Regions from separate parts of the Homo sapiens genome. Here region 2 is linked to region 1. The links are chromatin contacts, found by Hi-C or POLR2A ChIA-PET in ENCODE. All regions are on one chromosome and are shown on one strand. The core of a region is the stretch at or near the end of the contact, and the rest is flanking DNA. Distances in the headings are between cores, read along the strand shown. Region 1 overlaps MAGI1 (membrane associated guanylate kinase, WW and PDZ domain containing 1). Region 2 has its middle 66 kb from the start of SLC25A26.

Evidence for each region. A loop is a pair of places that touch in the nucleus more often than their neighbours do. ChIA-PET counts read pairs that join two places held with the same protein, here RNA polymerase II (POLR2A). Pooled maps may share reads with other maps.
Region 2: POLR2A ChIA-PET joins it to region 1 with 19 read pairs in BJ. The contact joins two enhancer-like sites. A Hi-C loop is called at or near these places in 1 of 50 pooled maps. POLR2A ChIA-PET finds 5 or more read pairs at or near these places in 3 of 52 experiments (BJ, WTC11 and activated CD4-positive, alpha-beta T cell).

What each region holds. Positions count from the first base shown.
Region 1 is chr3:65,943,237-65,947,728 of GRCh38, forward strand. All of the region lies in intron 1 of MAGI1 (membrane associated guanylate kinase, WW and PDZ domain containing 1), which reads right to left. The region is part of intron 1 of MAGI1-IT1 (MAGI1 intronic transcript 1); the gene reads right to left. Among named protein-coding and RNA genes, the nearest start is that of MAGI1-IT1, 9.1 kb to the right of the region's middle. Within about 2 kb of position 2,980, at least 14 of the 41 ENCODE cell types and tissues checked have a DNase peak (open chromatin) inside an H3K27ac peak, as active enhancers do.
Region 2 is chr3:66,152,621-66,156,857 of GRCh38, forward strand. It overlaps a transcript of SLC25A26 not described here. Among named protein-coding and RNA genes, the nearest start is that of SLC25A26, 66 kb to the right of the region's middle. Within about 2 kb of position 2,076, at least 6 of the 41 ENCODE cell types and tissues checked have a DNase peak (open chromatin) inside an H3K27ac peak, as active enhancers do.

The DNA of each region.
Region 1 (4,492 bases), core at 1,730-4,229:
GTCCCTTTTTCTCTCTGAACCTTCACTCATGCCCTAGAAAAAAGAAAATCATCTCAGGGCCAGGCACAGTGGCTCACACCTGTAATCCCAGCACTTTGGGAGGCCAAGGTGGGCAGATCACGAGGTCAGGAGTTTGAGACCAGCCTGGCCAACATCGTGAAACCCTGTCTCTACTAAAAATACAAAAAATTAGCTGGGCGTGGTGGCAGGCGCCTGTAATCCCGGCTAGTCGGGAGGCTGAGGCAGGAGAATCGCTTGAACCCGGGAGGCGGAGCTTGCAGTGAGCCAAGATCATCACTGCACTCCAGCCCAGGTGACAGTGCGAGACTCCATCTCAAAAAAAAAAAAAACTTCTCAGGAAACAATACCCTACTATATGTGATGCACTAATTGTGTGTGTGATTGTGTGTGTGTGTGTGTATATATATATGTGTGTATATAGATTCTGGTTTGTAATCCACAGTACAGATTTCACTACAGTCACTAATCTTGTCCTACAATTTGAAAAACACTGCTTTAGATGAGTATTCCAAGAAGAATATTCTGTAGAGAAGCAGTATCACAACATATTAAAGAGTTTCATGTTCAAGAAAGTTTGAGAAAGCCTTACTTTGTACACCTTAACAACAGTACAAGTCATTAGATATCCTGCAATTAAGAAATATATTCATTCTACAGAACTCAAAACTTATTTGTGAACTGGGCATTGTTTTCCTCCACTGTGACAGGGCAGCATCATATAGCTTGTGGGCCAATTTTCATATTTCTCAAATGAAAAAAGTTGAGTTCCAGGAAAAAAACATTCTTTCTGACTGAATCTAAAAGTGCCTAACTCTGTGCCTAACTCAAGTAGCTGTTTAAGAATCCTGGTTCAACTCCATTAAGCAGTTTTGCCATTTCTTAGTAAAATTTAATAAAAAGTGACCCTGGATTATTTTTCCCTTAAAAGGGAATGTTACTTGTTAAGCAGGCAAGATAGCAGAAATTGAAAGTGCTCAGCTAGGTGCAATGGCTCAGGCCTGTAATCCCAGCCCTTTGGAAGGCAGAGGCAGGACAGCTTGAGCCCAGGAGTTCAAGACCAGCCTGGGCAACATAGCGAGACTCTATCTCTACAAAAAATAAAAATAAAAAAATGAGATGGATGTGGGGTACGTGCCTGTAGTCCTAGCTGCTCGAGAGGCTGAGGTTGGAGGATAGTTTGAGCCCAGGAAGTTGAAGATGCAGTAAGACATGCTCATAGCACTGCACTCCAGCCTGGGCAACAGAGCAAGACCCTATCTCAAGGGAAAAAAAAATAAAGTGCTATTTAAATGCTAATAGCTTTCCAATGCCTTTTTTTGAGAAAAAGAACTAAGGAAAGGAAGAGCAAAAGAGAGAAAGAACAGAAGGAAGGAAAAGGAAGGGACGGAGGGAGGGAGCCATGAAGGGAGTCCTTTGGATATTAGATCTCCTGTGTGCAAGAAACTTCTAGAAGTATGACCAGCTCACCAAGGAAATAGCTAAAAAATAAAACAAAGATATATGTCTAAATTTCATACTCTTTGCAGCATTACAGAATAAGGGAAGATAGTTGGGGTAGAGAGGTGGATAACCCAACAATAGGGAAATGGTTAGGTAATAAAGAGAGTGTCAATTTTGTCCGACAGCATTAAAATATAACAACCAGGCAAATATTCATTATGTAATATTAGCATTCATTCATTATATTGAGGATATCCATTACATAATATTGCTGTGATGGGGCATGAAATAGAGGACGGGAACCAAATTCATCCATCACGTTACAACATATATGAAAAGCAACAAGGAAATTGGAAACAAGTGGTGTGTCCGTAGGGCAAGAGTGCTCAAATCTGGGAGCACCAATGGATCTGGTGGGGAAGCCCTTTTTAAAATGCAGAGTCTGTGGGCTCTCTCCCAAACATCCTGATTTTGAAGGGCCAGGGTGGACTCAAGAAACTGCATTTGGTTTTTTTGTTGTTGTTTTTAACTTTTACTTTAGGTTCAGGGATACATGTGCAGGTTTGTTATATGGATAAACTCGTGTCATGAGGGTTTGATGTACAGATTATTTCATCACCCAGGTACTAAACTTAGTACCCAATAGTTATTTTGTAATGACCACCTAGGAGATTCTGAGGCTGATGATCTGGGGACCACACATTCATTTCATGAAAACTTAATGGGTATGTAGTATCTGCTGTGAAAGCAAACTAAGTATAGCCTGAGAAGGACTCTGTACTTTTATATTTGAGTCCTTGTGGACCAACCTTGTCTAATAGGTAGACAAGGGTGAAAAACTAATTTAGGAGTATGCAGCTGTAACAATAGCTGAGTCTTGGCCAATCCCAGTAGCCATGCTTCAACCAGTCATACACTGCTGAGTGTTCAACTCTTTTCCAAATAAGGCAAATGCCAAGGTGTAACCCATCCAGCTATTTCTGTATCTCACTTCCGATTTCTGTATGTCATTTCTCTTTTCTTGCCTATAAATTTATTCTGACCACAGGGCATCCCTGGAGTCTCTGTGAATCTGCTGTGATTCTGGGGACTACCCAATTCGTGAATCATTCGTTGCTCACTTAAACTTCTTTAAATTTAATTTGGCTGAAGTTGTTCTTCTAACACTGCCAATCCCTGTTCTAGGTGCTAGAGACAGAGCAGTGGCTAAAGGCACACTTGAGAGGCAAGCAATAAAGTGGTAATCATTCTTTTAAAAATCTTTAGTATTAAAATAGTATTTATTAAATAAATTCCCTGAAAAAAAATCAAGAGCCAACATTTTCCTGCTCTCTAATTTATGTTTTACTTAAGAGGAAATGCACCTTAGAAAGCTCTCTGGGCCTGGCCCTAGGGTCCGCCTACAGCATGGACACTGGAAGGGGGTGGCCACCGAGGGTATCTGTCCAAGTGAGGTCCTGGCACTTCCTGCCATTCCTGCATGCCCTCCCAGGGCACTAAGGGTGATGACTGGGAATTAGAAAGGGTGGTGATGAAGAAGGAATAAAAAATGTGTTACTTCAACTCACAAGAAACACAAGTTAAAGAACTTTCGGGAACTACAAGTCCTCGTCAGCGTCTTGTGGGCTATTGACGCTGACCTCCCAACTTGGTGCCAGTTAGAATTTCCTCCCTGCCTTTTCTGCATTTCATCATTTATTTCCTGGTTTGGAATATTAAAACTTTGCTTACATCCTGTTTTGGTCCCTTTGGTTTTTTTTTCCGTTGGGCAGAAATTTCAGCAACCTCCTCCAGGTTAGAGAAAAGCAGAGCCAAGGGTGGCAATGACTTTCAGCATGGACGAGAACAGCCACCAAGAGGGGAGAGCTCAAACCTATTTGTCTTGGCAATGGCATTCAGTGAGCTGCTGGTTATGTCATCTGCCTACAAGTAGGCCTCACTGTTTTGCAGTCATCCATTTCCCAATAATGGTATCCTGACACCACACACGCACACCCAGATCTGGCAGCGCACCCACCAGCCTGCGCTGACTCCAGAAGAGGTAGGGCCAGGGACAAGAAAACGAAAAACAATCCACATGAAACAGATCACTTAAGAATGTTAAATATTAAAAATGCTGTTTTCACCTGCAGAGTAAGAAAATATAGGAAAAAGTGGATAGCTGGAGAATTTTATGCAGCTAATGAGTTTATACAGTTTAAAAGCACACTTTTGAACTAAAATCTAAAGTGACAAAATCATGAAAGCTAAGCAGTATGCAAAACTCTACAACTGAAGTGTTTCACCTCAGTATTTTATATGAATTAATTTCAATTTACAGCTAAATGTCAAGGCAAATTTGTTTCTTTTCTATCTTGTGTTATGTTTGGTACCCTAAGGCTTTTAGACACTGAATAACTTATAAACAAATAACATCTCATCCTCATTGTTATGTAAAATAACTCCCGAGCTTGTGTTTCCTGTAGTTCTTCAAGGAAAGAGGATCCTAATGTTGAAAGAAAATTGTATTGGTAAGCCATAGCAAATGGTTCCTAAAAGCAGACTAACAAAATGCTAAGATAATAGGCCCCTATCATTTTATATTTATGGTTTTATCTATAGTAATTCTGGGATTAGAATTTGTAATACCCCAAACAGCATATGTAAGGTATAAATATCTCCTAAATATATTTAAAACCTGGAAAAATTATACAATCAACCTAAAATGGAGGAACACAAAGAATAATACAACATGTCTCTAAATTCTGACATAAATTTAAGGGATGAAAACTCCTATATTTATATTTTTAAATCATCAAATGAATACACTGAGATAAGCTATAATAAAATTATTATGCTCAATTTACACTAATTATAAATTGTACGTTTCTGATTAACTGTTGAGGCTTTCAAGTGAAAGCTTTAATCAGCAATATCAGTTTTTTGGTTTGTTTTTCTGAGACGGGGTCTCGGTCTGTTACCCAGACTGGAGTACAGAAGTGCAATCACAGCTCACTGCAGCTTGGATCTCCTAGGCTCAAGCGAGCCTCCC
Region 2 (4,237 bases), core at 826-3,325, 210 kb after region 1:
TATTCCCCCAGCCGTCAAGAAAAGGTCTAGTCTTAACTACAATTTGACTAACTTAGGTTATATCTGGGGTAGGGTGGGAGGGAATTTGTAATTTATTTGGCTGACGTTGTCTATTTGCTAGCTTCAGAAGTGGTAGCTTATATTGTCCTAGCTGGGTCCTGATGGTACACAGGTGCTCAAGTAATCCCATCTTGTGCCTTGGGTGTTTGTACATTCCATGAAATCACAAACACATACATGGACCCTTGCCTTCAAGCATCCACCTAGGGCAGTGGTTCTCAACTCTGGCCGTTTAGAATTACCTGGGAAATTTTTACAAATATAGATGTCTAGATTTGTAAAATAAGTTTCCTGGGGCAGGACCCCAATGATCCAAGTTTTTAAAAGACCCTTGAGGGTTTCTAATGTGTAGTTAAGGCTAGGAGCCATTTACCTAAAACATACTTCTCACTCCCCAGAGGAGGGGATTTTCTGTTCCCCAGGGGCCATTTATCAATGCAATGCTTGGAGCTATTTTTGGTCGTCACGACCAAAAATTACTACTGATAACTTTTGGTGTTACTACTGATATCTAGTGGAATGGTGCTAAACATCTCATAATGCACAGAAAAATCTCTTTTCCCCTACACAAAGAATCACTGGGCTTAAAATGTTGATAGCATTGAGGTTGAGAACACTTGATCTAGAGGGACAAGATGTTAGAACCAGTTATTTATGTGCAATGTATTCGGGCATACTGATAGGAAAACACACAGTATAGAACCATGGTTTTCGAGCTTTATTGCCCTTAAGAATTAACAGGAGTGCCTGTTTAAAACGAAGTTTCCTGAAGCTTGACTCCCTGAAGTATAGATTCTTCCAGCCTGGAGTGGGGTCCAGTCATCTAGATGTTTAATCTGATAAAGTCGCTGCTGATGCAGGTGGCTCTGCAGACCGCGCTTTGAGAAACACAACCGCAGAATGCGCAGAATTTCTTTTAATGTGTGCTTTCAGGTGTGAACCCAGGCAAAGTCCAGAAATAGCATCACGAAAGGCAACATCTTGAGCCAGGAATGCAAGTCTCCTGGTGGAATTTCAGGCACCAGCAGTGGGTGTGGAGATATTTCGGGCTGCTAAAGCCCTGGCAGCTCTTCCCCTTGCTCCTTGCTGGGCTTGGTCTTGTAAAGCCAAATGAAAACCCCAGCTAGTTCACGATCTTGTCTTCTTCCGAGGAAAGATTTGTCTGAAGACAGTGTTACTGCTTCCAAAGCACCGAGGGAGCTCTGGGGGTTTTATTGACATTCGTTTTCACAGCTCTGAGAAGGTTATTTCTATCCTTTCTGTCCGTAATGTGAGATGATAGGGGAGGAAAATAAGATTCCGTCAGGAGTGCGTGGTTTAGCCGAGTCCTTTCACGTAATCGTGAGCTGTGATGAGCTTGGTTGATTCTGGTCTGAGCGTCTGGGAAGCTCTGTGACCAGGCTGTTTATCGTTTCACTGCAGTGCCTGAATATAAAACTCGGGCACCAGACCCTGGCTGTCTGGGCAATTTGGGTATGAGACCGCAGATCTCACAAACTTCAGCCATCCACCCTGTCTCCCTGCGAGACCCCGGGCATTTATACAGCACTGCAGATAGACCCGCTGAGACCCACACTGTAGTAGCTTCAGCAGAGGGAGCTGATTAAATTCCTCTTTCCTTTGCTGCTTGCATTGTTTTGGCAGAGATTATCCTAAAAATAGCACAGCCCAGTCCTGCCTGGATGCCTTCTGCCTCATTTCTGCAGGGTTGTACGATGTGTATTATTCTTCCACACTTACTGTCTCATGGAAGAGGCAATATTCTGTGGAGGAGGAAAATGAAAAACCCTGGGCTTTGGAGACAGAAGACTGCCTTTCAATTCTGGCTCTGCCTCTGTCCAACCTCGTTTTCTTTTTTTCTTTTTTTTTTTTTTTTTTGGTGACAGTCTTGTTCTGTCACCCAGACTGAGTGCAGTGACGCCATCACAGCTCACTGCATCCTCAACTACCCACACCATGCCTAGTTAATTTTTGTTATTTTTAGTAGAGATGGGGTTTCATCATGTTGCCCAGGCTCATCTCAAACTGCTGGCTCAAGCGATCCACCCGCCACGGCCTCCCAAAGTGCTGGGATTACAGGCATAAGCCACAGCGCCCGGCGGGCCTTGTTTACTTTGGATAAGTCACTTAACCCTGGCGAGGCCTAGTTTTACTAGCTTGCCTATAAAATGGGCATATTCTAAAACCAATCTCATGGAATCATTTTGAAGGTAAAATCAGATAAAGTATGTATCAGCTCTTCAATAAACAATATTATGAGTATTCCCTATTCTGAGCAGACCATGCTGTCCATCATCTCAATTATGGCTTAGGTGTCTTTGTTTAGCCCAACACCATTCCTGGTACATAGTAGGCAGCATGTGCTACAAAGTTAAATTCATTATGTCTCTTCTTGTCTTTATTTGATTAATAGCTGTCATTCCTGCTAGAATTCCACAAGGGCAGGACAGTGTCTAGTTTTTGCATATCTGTGTCCCTTTACCTTTTAGCCCAGAGACCAGCTCAATAAATACTTGCTAAATTAACAAATGAATGAGTGAAATATGTGGCCGGGCGTGGTGGCTCATGCCTGTAATCCCAATACTTTGGGAGGCCAAAGCAGGAGGATCACTTGAGCCCGGGAGTTCGAAACTAGCCTGGGCAATGTAGTGAGACCCTGTCTCTACATAAAAAAATAAAAAAATTAGCCAGATGTGGTGGTGTGTGCCTGTAGTCCCAGCTACTCAGGAGGCTGAGGCAGAAGGATCACTTGAGCCCAGGAGGTTGAGGCTACAGTGAGCCACTGTGATTGTGCCACTGCACTCCAGCCTGGGCGACTGAGCAAGACCCTGTCTCCAAAAAAAGGAAAGAAAGAAAAGGGAAGAAAAAAGAAAAATGCATTCAAGTCAGCAAATATTTTGAGGATGGCTCCTATGTGGTAGGATTTTGTCATTAGACATTATTTGTTTGCAAGAAATAGAAACCAACCAAACTAATGTGAATTGAAAGAAATAGCCAAGTCTGGAAGTATGTCTGGAAGAGTACAGCCAGGTCTCCAGGGACTAGGTGAAAAACTGAAAAACCAGCACACTCAAATCAGCAAGTTCACTTGCCCAGACTCTCTCGCTCTCTCCCTACTTCCCTCTTCTCCTCTCATCTCCTCACATCCTCTCTGCAGTTAGTTTTATTCTTCTCTTCAGTTGCATACAGGCTCCTCTGCTTTGATCATACATGAGACCAGACCACTCCACTCTCTCATTTTAAGCACTGACTTCGACTTAGGAACCAGAGTCTCTGAGTCCCAAACCCAAATTTCTAAAAAAATGATGAATGTCTTAGCATAGGGGAAGAGTCAATTCCAGGTACAAGTAGATGATGTTGGGGAGATAGGGAGGTCCTCTGATCTGCCCCTCACTGTTCAGGGGCTCCAGAAGCAGGGGCTCAGAGGGAAAGCCAGGATACAAATTCCAACAGGGAGGATTGGAGACTGAGAGGTGATCATTGGCAAAAGCCCATCAACAGCAAGGGCACAGTGCTGAGCACTGGGGTACCATTCATTTATTCCAGAAATGTTCACTGGGTGCCTACTGTGTAACAGGCACTGTTCCAGATGCTGGGGTTACAGCAGTAACAAGGAAGATGACAAGGATCCTGCCCTCCTGGAGCCCTTATTCTACAATGCAAACAAGTCAACATTCCAACAAACAAGTATATGAGCAACAGAGCTTCATTTCTCCAATGAAGAAGATTTTCTTCAAAGCGGAGAAATTAGCAACATGATATAGGGTGATAGGGCCAGGGGTGGGAAGGGTTATTTTGATTGCCACTTAGTGTCCTGTTCTGTCATACTGGCCAAAAGTACTAAAAACAGTGCCAAGATTTGGTTCTTCTGCTTATAAAGAAGGGCATAAGAGTAGAGTCCAGAATGTTCCTTGCAATTCTCCTTATGCTTGTCATGATGTAGGGGATAATTGGAGGCAAACTATCTATCTTGGGACTGGAGAAGAGACAACCAGGCTCTGGGGCCACCCTTTGTAACTCTTTTTTTGGAACCTATCAAAAAAGCTCTGAGTGGCTCAGAACATGCCACACTCCGAGATCCACCTGCCTCTGATTGGGCTGGGGCCTGCCTAACACAGGCTTTGGGGAAAGTAGAGGGAATGTAGTGGGTGAAGAGAGCTCACCTGTTCACTTCAAC